Linked DNA regions of Mus musculus: region 2 is linked to region 1. The links are chromatin loops, found by intact Hi-C in ENCODE. Cell type or tissue: gastrocnemius. All regions are shown on one strand. Each heading gives the region's core, and the rest is flanking DNA. Links, peaks and the distances in the headings are about the cores only.

Region 1 (8,338 bases), core at 172-8,171:
TGGCATGCAAGTGTACATGCAGATAGAGCATCTGCATATATACCCTTTTTTTTTTCTTTTTTTAAAAAAATTAGGTATTTTCCTCATTTACATTTCCAATGCTATCCCAAAAGTCCCCCATACCCTCCCCCCCACTCCCACTTTTTGGCCCTGGCGTTTCCCTGTACTGGGGCTTATAAAGTTTGCGTGTCCAATGGGCCTTTCTTTCCAGTGATGGCCATCTTTTGATACATATGCAGCTAGAGTCAAGAGCTCCGGGGTACTGGTTAGTTCATAATGTTGTTCCACCTATAGGGTTGCAGATCCCTTTAGCTCCTTGGGTATTTTCTCTAGCTCCTACATTGGGGGCCCTGTGATCCATTCAATAGCTGACTGTGAGCATCCAGTTATGTGTTTGCTAGGCCCTGGCGTAGTCTCTCTAGAGACAGCTATATCAGGGTCCCATCAGCAAAATCTTGCTAGTATATGCAATGGTGTCAGCGTTTGGAGGCTGATTATGGGATGGATCCCTGGATATGGCAGTCTCTAGATGGTCCATCCTTTTGTCTCAGCTCCAAACTTTGTCTCTGTAACTCCTTCCATGGGTGTTTTGTTCCCAATTCTAAGGGGCAAAGTGTCCATACTTTGGTCTTCGTTCTTCTTGAGTTTCATGTGTTTTACAAATTGTAACTTATATATTGGGTATTCTAAGTTTCTGGGCTAATATCCACTTATCAGTGAGTACATATTATTTGAGTTCTTTTGTGATTGGGTTACCTCACTCAGGATAATGCCCTCCAGGTTCAACCATTTGCCTAGGAATTTCATAAATTCATCCTTTTTAATAGCTGAGTAGTACTCCATTGTGTAAATGTACCACATTTTTTGTATCCATTCCTCTGTTGAGGGGCATCTGGGTTCTTTCCAGTTTCTGGCTATTATAAATAAGGCTGCTATGAACATAGTGGAGCATGTTTCTTTCTTACTAGTTGGAACATCTTCTGGATATATGCCCAGGAGAGGTATTGCAGGATCCTCCGGTAGTACCATGTCCAATTTTCTGAGAAACCGCCAGACTGATTTCCAGAGTGGTTGTACAAGCTTGCAATCCCTCCAACAGTGGAGGAGTGTTCCCCTTTCTCCACATCCTCGCCAGCATCTGCTGTCACCTGAATTTTTTTATCTTAGCCATTCTGACTTAACATTTTTTCAGGTGTTTCTCAGCCATTCGGTATTCCTCAGGTGAGAATTCTTTGTTTAGCTCTGAGCCCCATTTTTTAATGGGGTTATTTGACTTTCTGGAGTCCACCTTCTTGAGTTATTTATATATATTGGCATACATACCCTTTTAAAAAAACTTAACAAAGAAAAATTCTAACTAACTGAAAGTGCTTGGACCCACCCAGCTTTAGTCTTTTTATTTTGAGACAGGGTCTGGCTCTGTAGCCTATGCTGACCTCAAACTCTGAGCAGCCTTCCTGCCTCCACATCCCAATAGCTGGGATTACAGGTGTATGCTACCACACCTGGCTTCAGCTTTGACATTTATAAAATCGGGGAAATCTATAATATGTAGCCTAGAGCCTATCACAAGAGTGACATCCCTTTCCTATTCCATACTTTGCATTTCAAGTGAGCCTGACCAATCCTGCCTTGTACTGGGGGATAAGGGAGAAGGTTAGACTGACGGTTAAAATCATCTGCCAGCCTAAGATGACCCAAGTGGCCAACTCTAAACTAAGTCAATGATTCCCATCTGGCATGTTATTAAGGTCATGTGGACAGAATCACATCTGTATTTGAATCTACTGTTGAAGACTGAAACCCATGTTGAAGCCTGCTCCCTAGTTTAAAATCATCCCTGGCTTTGCTGTAACCCTTTTGTTTCATGCCTGCAAGCATTTCATGATGCTAAGGAAGTCAGCAGCTTGACTATAGACACAGAAAAATAGTCTGGCTCAGAGCAAGGCCAACCATATATCCTGAGGTTTATTATTATTATTGTTCTTGGAAATTCCCCAACTGTAGCCTTCACTAGAGCCAAGCAAGATAGAGGACAGCTTGAACTGTTCTCTAAACTATTAAAAACACTTGGAAAAAAGGCAGACCACCCTACAACCTTCCCCACACACGTATATGTGTTCATTATAGTTTTTTTTTCCCTATATAAACTGACCCTGGAAAATATTCATGGTCATAGCTTTCAGAACCTGAGTCTGAGCCATGTCCCTGATCCAGCAGTCCTGGGTGGTGTGGTCAGTAAACCAGCCCCATTTAACTGGGATGGTGTCTGAATGGTTTGTGTGGCGATTCCCAGACTTTAATATCCTCTACCTTGATCTCTGGGGTAGACCCATAATTCCTGCTTTGAAAAATCTCCACTCAGGAACCTAAACCTTAGGATTTAGAATTGGAACAGTGGTTCATAATCAAAGGGGAGGTGCCAGCTGAGCATCTTGGCACATGTCTTTAATCCCAGCACTTGGGAGGCAAAGGCAAGCAATTTCTATGAGTTTAAAGGAAGCCTGGTAAGTTCCAGGACAATTAGAGCTACAGAGTGGGACTATGGCTCTTTTTTTTTTTTTTTTTTTTTTTGGTTTTTCGAGACAGGGTTTCTCTGTGTAGCCCTGACTGTCCTGGAACTCAGTCTGTAGACCAGGCTGGCCTCGAACTCAGAAATCTGCCTGCCTCTGCCTCCCGAGTGCTGGGATTAAAGGTGTGCACCACCATGCCCGGCTGGGACCATGTCTCAAAAAGCAAAAAAGAAAAGAAAATACCACCAGGCCAGAATGAATGAATGCTGAAATAGGGCATTCACAACCCAACTGCCAGAACTCAAGATGGGACAGACATCTGAGTTCTCAAGGCAGAGCCACAACCAAGCCTAGCAGAGAGGGGCAGATACAACTCCTGGAAGGTGAAGGGACAGATCTCTCTTTGGCCATTGAGAATCGGAATTTCTCTAGGAATACACGCTGGGAGAAGAAAAATGCTGAAGCCTCCTGCCAGCCGCAGGAAGAAACTGTCTCCTGGATAACTGTTCCAACAACTTATTAGAGGCCACCTTACCCAAGAGTCCTTTGGCTTAATTTTCACCTTTTATTTAAGCTTGAACCTCTTGTCAAGACCTTAAAGATGGATAGGAAGGCAGTTTACTGGACACTTCTGCCTCGGTCTCCTGAGTAACTGGAATATGAGTCTATAAATCTTTTATTGGTGTGTTCAGTGGAATTCACCATGCCTGAGCTTCATCTTCCTGTTTTTAGGAAGGATAAAGGGTAGGGATCGAGTTTCGAAAGTCTCTTGCAGTGTAGGCTGGCCAGGAACACCTCAAGCAGTGGATGACCTTTGATCCTTCATTTCTGGAGCTCTGAGATTGGTGAATACAGCACATCCCATTTTTCTTCCTCCTTTTCAATAGTCAGCTGACTCCAGGTTAAATATATTCAGTCATCAAGAGAGGCCAGTTAATATTGAATTTATAATTCTATTTTCATTCTATTCATTTTTTGTTTCAGGGATACTGGGGACTAAACCCTAAGACTCTCACATTCTAACCAAGTGCTTTTCGCTGGCTAACTGAGCCATTCTATTCTTAATCTAAGGGAAGCCTTAGCCCTTTATAGCCAGTCCTTTGGGGTCTCATGCAGTCGCCCAGGCTAGCACAGATTTACACTTAGCTCTAGGAAGGTTTAAGCTTCTAATTCCCAGCTTTTTCCAAGCTAATTAGCCCAAGCTAATTTCCCATGTAGCTTGGATTACAGATCTACATCACAAGGTCTAATTTCTAGTTATTGTTGTTTATAAAGATTTATTTTTAGTTTGTGTGCATGTTTTGCCTAAATATATGTATATTGCACCACAAGCATGCCTGCTATTCAAGGAAGCCAGAGAAGAACATTGAATCTTAGGACTGAGGTTACATGGTGCTGTGAGCTGCCTGATGTATGTTCTGGGAATCAAATCAAGGGCCTCTGCAAGAGCAGCAAGTGCTCTTAACCTCTAAGCCATCTCCACAGTGTAGCTAGACTTTGGCTATTTGTAGGTTCTTTCTTCCACCCTTCTCTACCCTGTCCCCACCTTTTCAAACTCCTAACACTAGATAGAAAAAAGGTAGAGAGGAAAGGGGTCAACGTTATCGTTTGACTACTTCCTGCAGATTGGAGGCCTCGGATTCCTTCAGGTAAGTTTGATCTTCACCGTCAAGATATATTTATTTTTCTTTGCAAATGACTACTTAAAAACCAACAACCCACTAACCTATCGGGGTTCTAGCATTTATATACCTTCTGAAAAGCACCCAGAATTCCAAGTATCACGGAATCGAAGAAACTATCGGCAGCTGGCAGAATCACACCCCGACCAGAGCATGAGGCAAACCATATTCAGCTGCTGTGGGCAGTAAGGAGCAGCCTCATATCCCACACCTGGGATTAAAATGAAAACATATTCTTATATTTCTGTGTGTGTGTGTTTAAAGAAACCAAACTGCCAACATTGTCACTACACCCCAGCCCCCTTCAAGTTCCCTTTTAACATTTTATTTTGAGATACAGTCTCACTAAGTTACTCAGGCTAACTAACCATGAATAAACCTGAGAGCCTCCTGCCTCTACTACCAAGCTCATCGAAATAAAAAGCTTTTGAGCTGAAAAGATGGTTTAGTGATTGTCTTAGTTAGGATTACTATTGTTGTAATGAAATACCATGAAGAAAGAAAGTTGGAGAAAAAAGGGTTTTATTTGACTTACACTTGGACATCACTGCTCATCATGGAAGGAAGTCAGGACAGGAACTCAAGCAGAACATGAACCTGAAGGCAGGAGCTGATGCAGAGCTCATGGAGGAGTGCTCCCTGCAGCTTGTTCCTCATGGCTTGCTCAGCTTGCTATTACTATACAAATCCAGGACCACCAGCACAGGGGTGGCCCCATGCACAGAGTGCTGGCCCTCCCCCATCAATCATTAGTTAAGGGTCCTATCCAGGCTTGCCTGCAGCCCGATCTCATGGAAGCATTTTCTTAATTGAGGCTCCCTCCTCTCCAAGGACTCTAGCATGTGTCAAGTTGACATAAAACTAGCCTGCACAGCAGGTAAGAGCGTATCTAGTCTTTCGGAGGACCTGAGTTCAATTCCCAGCACCCATATTAGGAAATTCAAAACTCCCTCTAACTCCAGCAAGCTCCAGGACATCCAATACCTCTGGCCCCTGCGGGCACTTGTATTCATAATAAGCACATAATTCACATGTATACACAATTAACAATAATAAATCAATTTTTTGGAAACAGGGGTTTTCTGTGTAGCCCTGCCGTCGTGGAACTTGTTCTGTAGATCACACTGGCCTTGAATTTAAGAGGTTAGCTTCCTTTTGCCACCCAAATGCTGGGATTAAAGGTGTGTTCTACCATCAGCCAGCAGTAAATCTAAATAAAACAAAATAGAAAACCTTTTGAGTTGAATGTGGTAATATACACTTGAGGTCCCTGCTACTCAGGAAGCTGGAGGCAGAAGGGTCACTGCTTGGGTTCAAGAACTGTAAACCAGCCTGGACAACATAAAGACCCTGCTTCCAATATTAAGCTGGGTGTGGTGGCACCTGCCTTTAATCTCAGCATTTGGGAGACAGAGGCTGGTGGATCTCTTGAGTTCAAGACCAGGATGGTCTACAGAGTGAGCTCCAGGATAGCCAGTGCTACATTGAGACCATGTCTCATCTCCTACCTTTCAACCCCACCCCTCCTCCCACAACAAAACAAAACCCAAAAAACACAAACGATGAGCTAGGCATGGTGATGCACACTTTAATCCCAGTACCCAAAAGACCTGCAGGAATTCTCTGAATCCAAGACCTGTTTAGTCTACACAGTGAGGTCCAGGTCAGCTACAGCTAAATGGTAAGACGCTACAAATAATTTAAAAAGTAAAAGGAGCCAGGCAGTGATGGTACATGCCTTTATCCCGGCATTCTGGGGCAGAGGCAGGCAGATAGATCTCTGAGTTTGAGGCCAGCATAATCTACAATGTGAGCTCCAGGACTGCCAAAACTACACAGAGAAACTCCATCTCGAAAAACCAAAAGAGTCAAAGAACTAGGCTATAGCTTAGTGATGTGTGTAGCCTGCATGGAGAAAAGAAAGGATTGGCTTTTGCTGCCAGGAGATGCAATAAACACTCTGAGGCAAGTTGCCATAGCTACTTTTGGAAAAGATTTATTTATTCTCATTTTGTGTATATGAGTGCTTGCCTGAATGTATGTATGTATATCACCTGCATGACTGGTGCTCAGAGGTCAAAAGCAGGCACTGAATCCTGGGAACTGGAGTTATACATAGTACATATACAAAGTACCATATGGGCAATGGACATCAAACCTAGGTTCTCTGCAAGAAAAGCAAGTACCCTGAACTGCGAAGGTCTCTCAAGCCCTATGCCATAGTTATGTAACAGGGCCCCAGACCTTAGTAGGCCTGCAGACCTCACACAACCGACTCCATGATGGCAGTGCCATTCAGGCTGTAAAACAATGAAAACAAATACCTAATCCATCAAAGTCCATAGCTCTGGAAACGTCTCTCAAAGTACTACTTTTGGGCTTTTGTAATTCCACTTCTGGCAAACTGTTCTTGTTAAGTGTGTCAACCCAAAACGTGATTTTTATGCTTTAAAGCTCACCCTGGAAAAGGCTCAGTGTAGTGGACTGAGGGCCAAAAGATTTGGTAGTGACTTAAACCTATGTCCAAACAGTACTCTCTGGTGAATACCCCCAAGTTATTTATAACAAACATACACAAACATACAGCTGGGCTGTGCCACCTCTCCAGATCATTCTTTTTTGTTTTGTTGTTTTTCGGAGACAGGGTTTCTCTGTGTAGCCCTGGCTGTCCTGGAACTCACTTTGTAGACCAGACTGGCCTCGAACTCAGAAATCCGCCTGCCTCTGCCTCCCAAGTTCTGGGATTAAAGGCGTGCGCCACCATGCCTGACATTCTCCGGATTACTCTTGTTCTTCTCCTTTTGTTTTAGACAGGATTTCTCTGTGTAGTCCTGGCTATCCTGGAACTCACTGTAAACCAGGTTGACCTCAAATGCAGAGATCCACCTGCCTATACCTCCAGGGTGCTGAGTTTGAAGGCATGTGCCATACAGCCCAGCCTCTATAACTCCTTAAAAGTATTAGTTTTGTTTATGTGTGTGGATATACATATGTAAGTGCAGGAGCCTGAGGAGGCTAAGGTATTTCATGCCCCTGGAGCTGGAGTTATAGGTAATTTTAAGTCTGATACACTGGGATCCTCTTCAAGAGCTGTGCAAGCTCCTAACATCAGAGCTTTTTTTGTCTTCACTTTCAGCGGCTGTTTTGCTTTTTAATTTGGGGGTTGGGGATGAGGTACTGAAACTGGGTTTCTTTGTAGCTCTGGAATTTACTCTCTAGACCAGAGATCCAACTGCCTCTGCCTCCTGGGTGCTGGGATTGGATGAGTCCAAAGAAATATTATTAAAGGCATATGCCACCATGCCCAATTTTTCTCCCTCTCTTGGTAGATGGGTATTTTGCTTGCATGTCTATATACATATGCATGGCTGGAGGAGGATATTGGATCCCTTGGAAGTAGAGTTTTTGGAAGAACAGCTAGTGCTCTTTACTGCTTAGTCATTTCTTCAGTCTTTTATTTCTTGAGACACTGGCTTTGCAGCCTTGGCTGACCCCACACTTGCAGTGTTTCTGCTTAGTGCATAATACACCAGCTCTGACTAACTTCTTCTATAGCATCCTGCTGAAACCAATCACTGCCTAGTGTTGCTACTGACCTGGAGGCTGACACTCCAACATATCTTTTAAGGACTGGCTGTGCATTAGCACTCTTAAAACTCTTAATTCATTTATCAAGCAATCAAATACTGACTTATCTTCCTTTCTCACCTGAAAAGTGCAGAGTAACTGATCTACTCATTTAAATGGGTTTGTTGGGAGGGTATATATTACCCATGTAAACCTGTGTCTAATATTTGGAATCATTTCATGTTACCTTCCCTAGTTTTACTTTTTTTTTTTTTAAGATTTATTTATTATATCTAAGTACACTGTAGCTGTCTTCAGATGTACCAGAAGAGGACATCAGATCTCATTACAAATGGTTGTGAGCCACCATGTGGTTGCTGGGATTTGAACTCAGGACCTTTGGAAGAACAATCGGTGCTTTTAACCACTGAGCCATCTCTCCAACCCTAGTTTTACTTTTTAAAAAATTTTGTTTGTATGAATGTAAATGACGTACCATGCATGTGGAAGGGTCGGCTCTCTCCTTCCACCATGTGGGTTCCAAAACTAAATTCACACTGTCAGCCTGAGCAGCAA
Region 2 (8,338 bases), core at 172-8,171, 110 kb before region 1:
ATCACCACGCAAGGCTGGGTACAAGAATTCAAAGGCACAGGGTCTAATGGCAGGAGGACTTAAACCTAAAGAGACTTCTAAGGAGTATCAAAGGGCATGCTAAAGGCCAGACAAATGAGGGTCTCCTGTCTCTCTGGGCATACACGAGAGTATCAGAAGAATAAGCAGGCAGGTGACACAGGAAGAATATCCTGCTTCTTCAATACCAGACAGTGCAGCTGTACTTCTACACCCAATTTCCATAGCTTATAACTCTCTAGAGGTCTAACACAAATACAGTTCTCCTGATTATTCTCCCAAAGGGACCTCTGAACTAGTAAAGCCAGCAGCTCATACAGCACACATAATGAAGAACACAGAAGCCAAGCAAGATAGCACAAACTGATAATCCCATTATTTGGGAGGCTAAAATAAGATTGCTGAGAATTCCAGGTCAGATTGGACTTCATAGTAAGACCTGGTCTCATAAACACAAACAACGGGTGTCAGGGGACAAGACTAGCACCAGGAGAAGAAACCTCTAAGAGAGGGCCAGCTAATCTCTCTGGGGACCACAATCATGTTGATGACAGAGTTCACAAGGTCAAAAGAAGACCATGATGATTAACAACCCCAAGAACTTGGTTTATAAAGCATACATTTTGGCAAGCAGCATCTCTAGCATAGGAATACAAAAGGACCTTAAAAAGTGATTATCATAGCAGTTTGCCACCAAGGGGATGAGTGAGTTTCTCCTCTAAACACAGACATGCCCTAAGCATTTAGCTCCTCCTCCCTACCCCCACCGCCTCTGGGCACATCACCAGTCTAAGAGGCACAGTACCTGTCCTGCCGATGCCAGCACTGCAGTGGACCACAATGGGTGGCTCAGGGCACTGCCCTTTGGAGCGAGCTCCCAGGTTGCCTACAGCCATACTCTGCTGGTTTCTGACCACTCTCAGGAAGTCAATGAGGGAAGCAGCTGAGGAAGGGACACCATAATCTGGCCAGCTTAGGAACTGGAAGTGGGTAACCTGGCGTTTCTGCCGCTCCTTACGTGAAAAAGAAGCAAGAGTTAATGTCATTCCTGTCTGCTGTCTACCCTTGGCTTTCCAGGTTCTTAAGACTTTAGAAGATCCTGTCTTCTGCTGTCAACTTTCTTCACAATTGATTTTCTACTTCAAACCCAAAGGAATGGCTATATGTTTGGGAAGGCAAATTGCTATATTATAGGATCCATATTTCTTGTTTATTATTGCTATTAATAAGTTATTATTATTGTATTATTTTATTATTAAAAACAAGACAAAAAATGAGCCAGAAGTGGTCCTCCACAGGAAAGGACACACCAACTAATTGTCCAGTCCAAACAGTCAGCTCTAGAACATAATACAAGCATTTATATGGATACAACAGATTATATTTACAACTATATATATGTATATATATGTGTGTGTGTGTGAAAATATGTAAATACATGCAATAACAATTAGTAAAAATAGAGATTATACATTTGAAAGAGCAGATAGGGTTTGGAGAGGAAAAAAAGGAAAGGAAATATGTTATAATAAAGTTATAAGATCAAAAAAAAAAAAACTACTTGGGAGGCAGAGGCAGGTGGATTTCTGAGTTCAAGGCCAGCCTGGTCTACAAAGTGAGTTCCAGGACAGCCAGGGCTAAACAGAGAAACCCTGTCTCAAAAAAGAACCAAAAAACCAACCAAACAAACAAAATCTTCCTTAGAAAAATTTATTGTCAGGCATCATGGAGCACAACTCTATACCACAAAATTCAGGAAGGAGTGGTGGGCAGATGGATCTCTATGCATTTGAGCCCAGGCTAGTCTACCTCTATCATGAGATCCAGGTCAGCCAAGGCTACATACTGAGAGACACTGTCTCGAAATAAAACAGTACCTTATTTATTTACTTATTGACTTAGTTAATTGTAAGTGCCTAGGCATCTATGTTAGGAGTACACAGACAGGCCAGAGAAGGGCATCAGGTGTCCTCTCTAACACATGCTGCCCACTCTTCTGAAGCAGGGTCCCCCTGAACTTGGAGCCAGGGATCCTCAACTAGGCCATAAGCAGAAAGCCTAGTAAGTCTCTTGCCTCTGCCTCCATTAGATCTGATGACAGGCATAAATGGCCCCCCAGCTGGATGCATGGGCGCTACAGTCTGAACACTCGTCCTCATGATTGAGTATAAAGTACTCTAACAGCTGAACCATCATCTCTCCAGTCCCTCAATGTAGTTTTTCTGAGACAAGATTCGTACTGTGCAGTCCAAGCTATTTTCCACCTTGTAATCCTGCCTCAGCCTCCTCTGCAGAAGGATAAGAAGCATGGCTTAGCATACAGAGTCCCAATGTTGAAATTTTTTACTTCTCTTTAATGCCACTCTTTTAAAATAAAAAAAGAGTTATTTATTTATTTTATGTATGTGAGTACACTGTAGCTGTCTTCAGACACACCCAGAAGAGGCCATCAGATCCCATTATAGATGGTTGTGAGCCACCATATGGCTGCTGTGATTTGAACTCAGGATCTACTCAAGAGCAATCAGTGCTCTTAACCACTAACCATCTCTCCAGCCTCTTAATGCCACTCTTATATTGAGGCGATAACTTCATTAGTTCTGAGTTGAGGGTTTTTTTTGTTTGTTTGTTTTTTGAAAGGCGGTTAATGGGAGGTATCTCTATTTGGAGCTTATTATATAGACCAAGCTGACCTTGAATTTATAGATATCAACTTGCCTCTGTCTGGAGTGCTGGGATTAAAGATGGACACTACATAACTGGCTTATCAGTTGATCATCTGTTTATTACCTCCCTAAAGTCCTGCCTATTCCCTCTAGACATTTTCTTTTTTGTGTGTTTGTTTTATTGGAACTCCATACACATACCAGACCGACCTTGACCTCACAGATATCCACCTCTTCTTACTGAGTGCTGAGATTAAAGGTGTGCATCACCACCCTCAATGAGAATCTCTTAAAGGAGCTCCCCTAATTTCAAAAGAGAAAATAGAAACCTGCATTTACCTCTGTGTTGTGAATTTCTAGAGTTGTTTTCTTATAATGGTTCATGTTTTCCACTCCTAGATTAGTCACCGTGAGGAAGCCAAATCGGATCCGGGAGTCTTTTTCTAAAGGCCAGTACTGGCCACATTTTCTCCTGCCGCCTTCCTCAAAGCTGAAGACATACAGAGCAAGTTAAGCCTTCTCTCTTCAACTAGCTGTAAGCCGCTTCCCACCACAACTGCTGAGCTCCTAGGCAGCAATGTGATCTGCACTGCTTCTGAAGTCTGCACTGATTCTTGGCAGAAAAATGACATCTCTTCCTTCTAAACAAGTGTTAAAACAGCTAACATTCTTACATGTATACATTTAGCAGACATGCATTGTACATTCACTGTATCATCTGTCTCCTTCCTGATACTTGGTTGTATTTCCTACATATAGTAGCAAATCCACACTGAGGCCTAGACCTTGGCCACTGCTCAGTTTCTTTCGACGAAGGGCCCTTGGCTGACACAGGAGTGGGGAAGACAATTCTCCCAACTACAGGTGGCTGTTGACAATGCTCTGAGGACGGGAACTGAGGGAGCATCGCTTTTCTTCCCTATCTGAAAAAGGTTATAATTAATGATGAAACTAATAAACTATGAAATTCCTTACATTTGGCAGAATTGCCAAATTTCAAAAACAATCCTTTATTCAGAACTTCCTGCCTTATGTTTCAACCATCTTTCTGTTCCCTTACAGGTAGAGATATTAATGAACAGAAGAGCCATCAAAAGAAGGAGGAAATGGAGAGCAAAGGGAACTGGTAATGCAGTGGCCAGGAAGGCACCTTTCCTCTGTAGACAAGAGGCAGCTTCAAGGTGTGCTGCTGGCATTTCCCAGCACGTCCTTTTGTGAATAAGGCCAGAACCCCAGGATAGGCTTTAGCGCACTAGCCCTGGGTCCCTACAGTTACGGATTAAATATTTCTGCAAGGCTAACACTATCTCCACTGTGTCCTACCATGTTAACTATAGATGTGGCATAGCTTTCTTAATCATTCAAGCTTAGGGTCATGGAATCTATGGTTAAAAGAAGACTAACTCACCGGGTAGTCATGACAATCACCAAAACTTTTTGCTCCCAAACCATAAGCCAGAAGTCACGATAGGTGTTCTCCAAAGGACCTGGAATGAAAGGACAGGAGGGAGAGCGGGCCTTTAGAAGCATGTCTGTCTTCCTCTACTTGTCTTCCAAATAGGATCTCTGAAGTACAGACTGAAACAGGATCTCACTCATATAGACTCAGACTCACTATAGTCCAGCCTGTCCTTGAACTCTGTCTCCACCGCCCAAGTACTAAGATTACAAGTATTCATATGAGCCTTGTCTTAGCTCTCCTTATTCAGCAAGGTCCTCAAACCAACCATATCATCTCTGTATGGGTGAGTATTTTATAACTATGGTTCTAGAGGAGTTAATGCCCTCTTCTGGACTCTCTGAGCACTGCATGTATGTAGTGCATAGACAAAACACCTATTACATAAAATAAAAGGCTGGGGAGATGGCTCAGCAGTTAAGAGCAATGACTGCTCTTCTAGAAATCCTGAGTTCAAGTCTCAGCAACCACATGGTGGTTTACAACCATCTGTAATGGGATCTGAGGCCCTTTTCTGGTATGTCTGAAGACAGCTACAGTGTACTCACATATATAAAATAAATAAAAGCCGGGCAGTGGTGGCGTAGGCCTTTAATCCCAGCACTTGGGAGGCAGAGGCAGGCAGATTTCTGAGTTCGAGGCCAGCCTGGTCTACAGAGTGAGTTCCAGGACAACAGCCAGGGCTACACAGAGAAACCCTGTCTCAAAACAAACTAACTAATAAATGAATAAAAATTTAAAGATAAATTACACTGTACCAAAAATAAAAGAAATTAAGTGTTCAGATTCCAAAGATTCCAGGTGAGCCGTATGTAGGAACATATGTAGCGCCTGAGGCTCTGTGGCTCATCATGTACGGTAGCAAGGGTCAAGTCTATACCTACCTGTCTGTTTCTACCTCAGTAGCCCTCAGCCTCATAATACAGTAACTACTAAACCAGGTTACTTCTGGCCCCCACTGTCTCAAATCCCATAGTCTGAACAGAGACCTAGTCTTCAGAATTCTTTCACTTACTTATGTACTTTCTCTCCCTCGCCCCCTTTTCCTGTTGTGAGATGGGATCTTACTGTGTAACTCAGAGAGGCCTCAAACTTGTGATCCAAATATAGGCATGTGCCATCATGCCAAGTTTTCTTTCTCAACTTTCTTATCTCTAATAATAGGACTTCTAGTATTCTTGGTTAAAATTATTATTGTCACTGTTGTTTTGTTAGTAAGTGCTGGGGTGTGATGAGGTGGCAGGCCTGCCATAGGGCACATGCAGCCTTGAAAGGACCTGATTGCTAAGGACTTGTGTTTTAGGATTGTTTTCTCCTCCACCTTACATGGTGGAGCCATCTTTCCAGCCCTGACTCCCACATTTTACAAGAGTAAATGAGGGGCTAGAAAGATGGCTCAGCGGTTAAGATCAATGACTGCTCTTCTAGAGGTCCTGAGTTCAATTCCCAGCAACCATGTGGTGGTCTGTAATGAGATCTGGTGCCTTCTTCCGGTGTCTGAAGAGAACTACAGTGTACTCACATACATATAATAAATAAATACATCTTTTAAAAAAAAGTTGGAATCCCTTGGGAGGTGGGGAATGACATATGCCTTTAATCCCAGCACAACCTAGGCTACAGAGTGAATTCTAGGACAGTCAGGGCTGACAGAGAAACCCTGTCTGGAGGGGAAGGGAGAAATTCCTGGAATAACAACAGCACACTCACACTAAAGAGGGGAAGAGGGGTAAAAGCCATTGATGGTGACAGATGGTGACACTTGGGAGGCAGAGACAGATGGATCTCTAAGTTCCAGTACAGCCAGGGCTACACAGAGAAACCGTATCTTGAAAAGAAAAAAAAGGGGGGGGTTGGTTTGTGAAGTCAACTTTAACACACCCATCACCCATTTGCATCTTCTCCCAGAAGTTATCAAGCAAAATGTTTTGCCCTTGAAATTAAGTGTCTTTCCTACATCTGCCCTCTCCCCTGTTTTTAATACAATGTTTCAGTACGATGAGAAATTTATCATTTTTAACCTAAGTTACTAATACTATTCTAATGTATTTTTCTGAATATTTCTTCCCCCTTACAGTTTAATACTAAAAAAAAAATACAGTACAGACACAATGTATTTCTCTGACTCTGTTCCATTCATTATATTGTCTCCCTCATCTGTAATACCACTCCATTGTTTAAGACTTGTTTTTTCTTTTCTTTTTTTTTTCCGAGACAGGGTTTCTCTGTCAGCCCTGACTATCCTAGAATTCACTCTGTAGCCTAGGTTGTGCTGGGATTAAGGGCATATGTCATTCCCCACCTCCCAAGGGATTCCAACTTTTTTTTAAAAGATGTATTTATTTATTATATGTATGTGAGTACACTGTAGTTCTCTTCAGACACACTGGAAGAGGGCACCGGATCTCATTACAGATGGTGGTGAGCCACCACGTGGTGCTCCTGGAACTCACTCTGTAGACCAGGTTGACCTCGAACTCAGAAATCCACCTGCCTCTGCCTCCCAGGTGCTGGGATTAAAGGCGTGCACCACCACACCCGGCTAAGACTTATTTTTGTATATGTGTGTTTGGATGTAGGAGTGCTTGGCAGATGTGTGTGGGCACCTGCAGAGGTCAGACTCGCTGGGCCTCGGGTTACAAGCATTACAAGCTCCCCAGTGACCCCTGGAAACTGAACTCTGGTCCTCTGGAAGAGCAGTAAATGCTGAGGCATCTCTCCAGGCCTTCTGTCTATTTTTAAGTGCCCAGTCTTCCTCTAGGCTCTTATTGACCAGGACACTCAAAGGACTTTCTCTCCCATAAGCTCTGGATGGCAAGGCTGGTCCTAAATATTTCAACCATTTAAATTATAGCATATTACATTGGACAGTAAAGAAAATCCCCATTTCAGTAAATAGATGTGAAGGATAAATGCCATTTGCAAAACTGTCCATTATAATTTGAACCTAGGGGCTGGTGAGATGGCTCAGCGGTTAAGAAGAGCATTGACAGCCAGGCGTGGTGGCACACGCCTTTAATCCCAGCACTCGGGAGGCAGAGACAGGCGGATTTCTGAGTTCGAGGCCAGCCTGGTCTACAAAGTGAGTGCCAGGACAGCCAGGGCTACACAGAGAAATCCTGTCTCGAAAAACCAAAAAAAAAAAAAAAAAAGAGCATTTGACTGCTCTTCCGGAGGTCCTGAGTTCAATTCCCAGCAACCACATGGTGGCTCACAACCATCCGTAATGAGATCTGACAACCTTTTCTGGTGTGTCTGAAGACAGCTACAGTGTACTTACATATAATAAACAAACAAATAAATATTTTAAAAAATAATAATAATTTGAACCTGCACGATGAGCACTCTCCAAAAAATGTCTTTGTGATAACTCCTCGGGATAATTCTTTGTTTTCCCAGTGTTTTCCCCTCTCTATATTCAGAGAAGCAGGGTAATATCAAGGGTTAATTGAGACCTGAAAGACCAATGGTCCCATTATTTTTGTTAAAGTCTTTAGTAACCACTAACATTGTGTGTGTGCATATGTAGGAACAGCCTCTCTACTATACATGCGGAAGCCGTGGTCAAGGCCACCTGCCTTGGTTTGCATTTAATGGTATTTTTGTTTTGTTTTGAGATGGGGTCTCTCACTGGAACCTGGTATCTGCCTAGTAGTTACACTGGATAGACCTGAACTGGAGGGATCCTCCTATCTCTGCCTCCCTGACACTAGCACCCCATGACAGCTCACCATCATCCTGTTCCATGGGGTTTGACACTGTCTTCTAGCCCCCATGGTCACTGCATACATGCATGCAGTGAAAACAATTATACATACAAAACAAAAGGTAAATTTTAGAAACAAAAATAAAGACAAGAAGTAGGAGGAGTGACATCCTAGTCTGCAAAGCTAGGTTCCATCACATCACATCAAAGACAGGCAGACAGACAGACATGGAAAGACAGAATAAAGGATCTTATTTCAGAGTGAGAGAAATGGCTGAGTGGTTAAGAGCAGTAGCTGTTCTTTCAGAGGACCCAGGTTCAGTTCCTGGTAACCACATAAGAGCCCACAACCACTCTAATCCAGAGGATCTGATGCCCTCTTCTGACTTCTGTAGGCAATGCATGTATGTGGTACAGAGACTTCAATGTAGGCAAAATACCTATATACATAAAGTAAAAACAAGGAGAAAATGTAAATGGTCTTATCTC

The links. A loop is a pair of places that touch in the nucleus more often than their neighbours do. Peaks named below come from ENCODE experiments on the same cell type or tissue, not always from the same donor. Only the 100,000 strongest peaks of a DNase experiment are listed, where the experiment ranks them.
Region 2: a loop joins it to region 1, with 2.7 times the contacts of the local background. A loop is called at or near these places in 4 of 42 quality-filtered maps.

Annotation. Positions count from the first base shown.
Region 1 is chr9:56,939,314-56,947,651 of GRCm38, reverse strand. No RefSeq gene overlaps it. Among named protein-coding and RNA genes, the nearest start is that of Imp3, 6.0 kb to the right of the region's middle. In gastrocnemius, for the core only: no CTCF peak of the experiment used is centred there; no DNase peak of the experiment used is centred there; H3K4me3 peaks cover 12 bases; H3K27ac peaks cover 30 bases.
Region 2 is chr9:57,052,547-57,060,884 of GRCm38, reverse strand. It overlaps Ptpn9 (protein tyrosine phosphatase, non-receptor type 9), which reads right to left. Exons shown (of 13, transcript NM_019651.2): 10 at 4,093-4,171; 11 at 3,024-3,174; 12 at 824-1,031. Gm10658 (predicted gene 10658) reads left to right here. Exons shown (of 3, transcript NR_045886.1): 2 at 3,084-3,616; 3 at 3,747-3,988. Among named protein-coding and RNA genes, the nearest start is that of Gm10658, 15 kb to the left of the region's middle. In gastrocnemius, for the core only: a CTCF peak has its summit at 4,485 (motif pointing left); a DNase peak (open chromatin) is centred at 4,475; H3K27ac peaks cover 675 bases.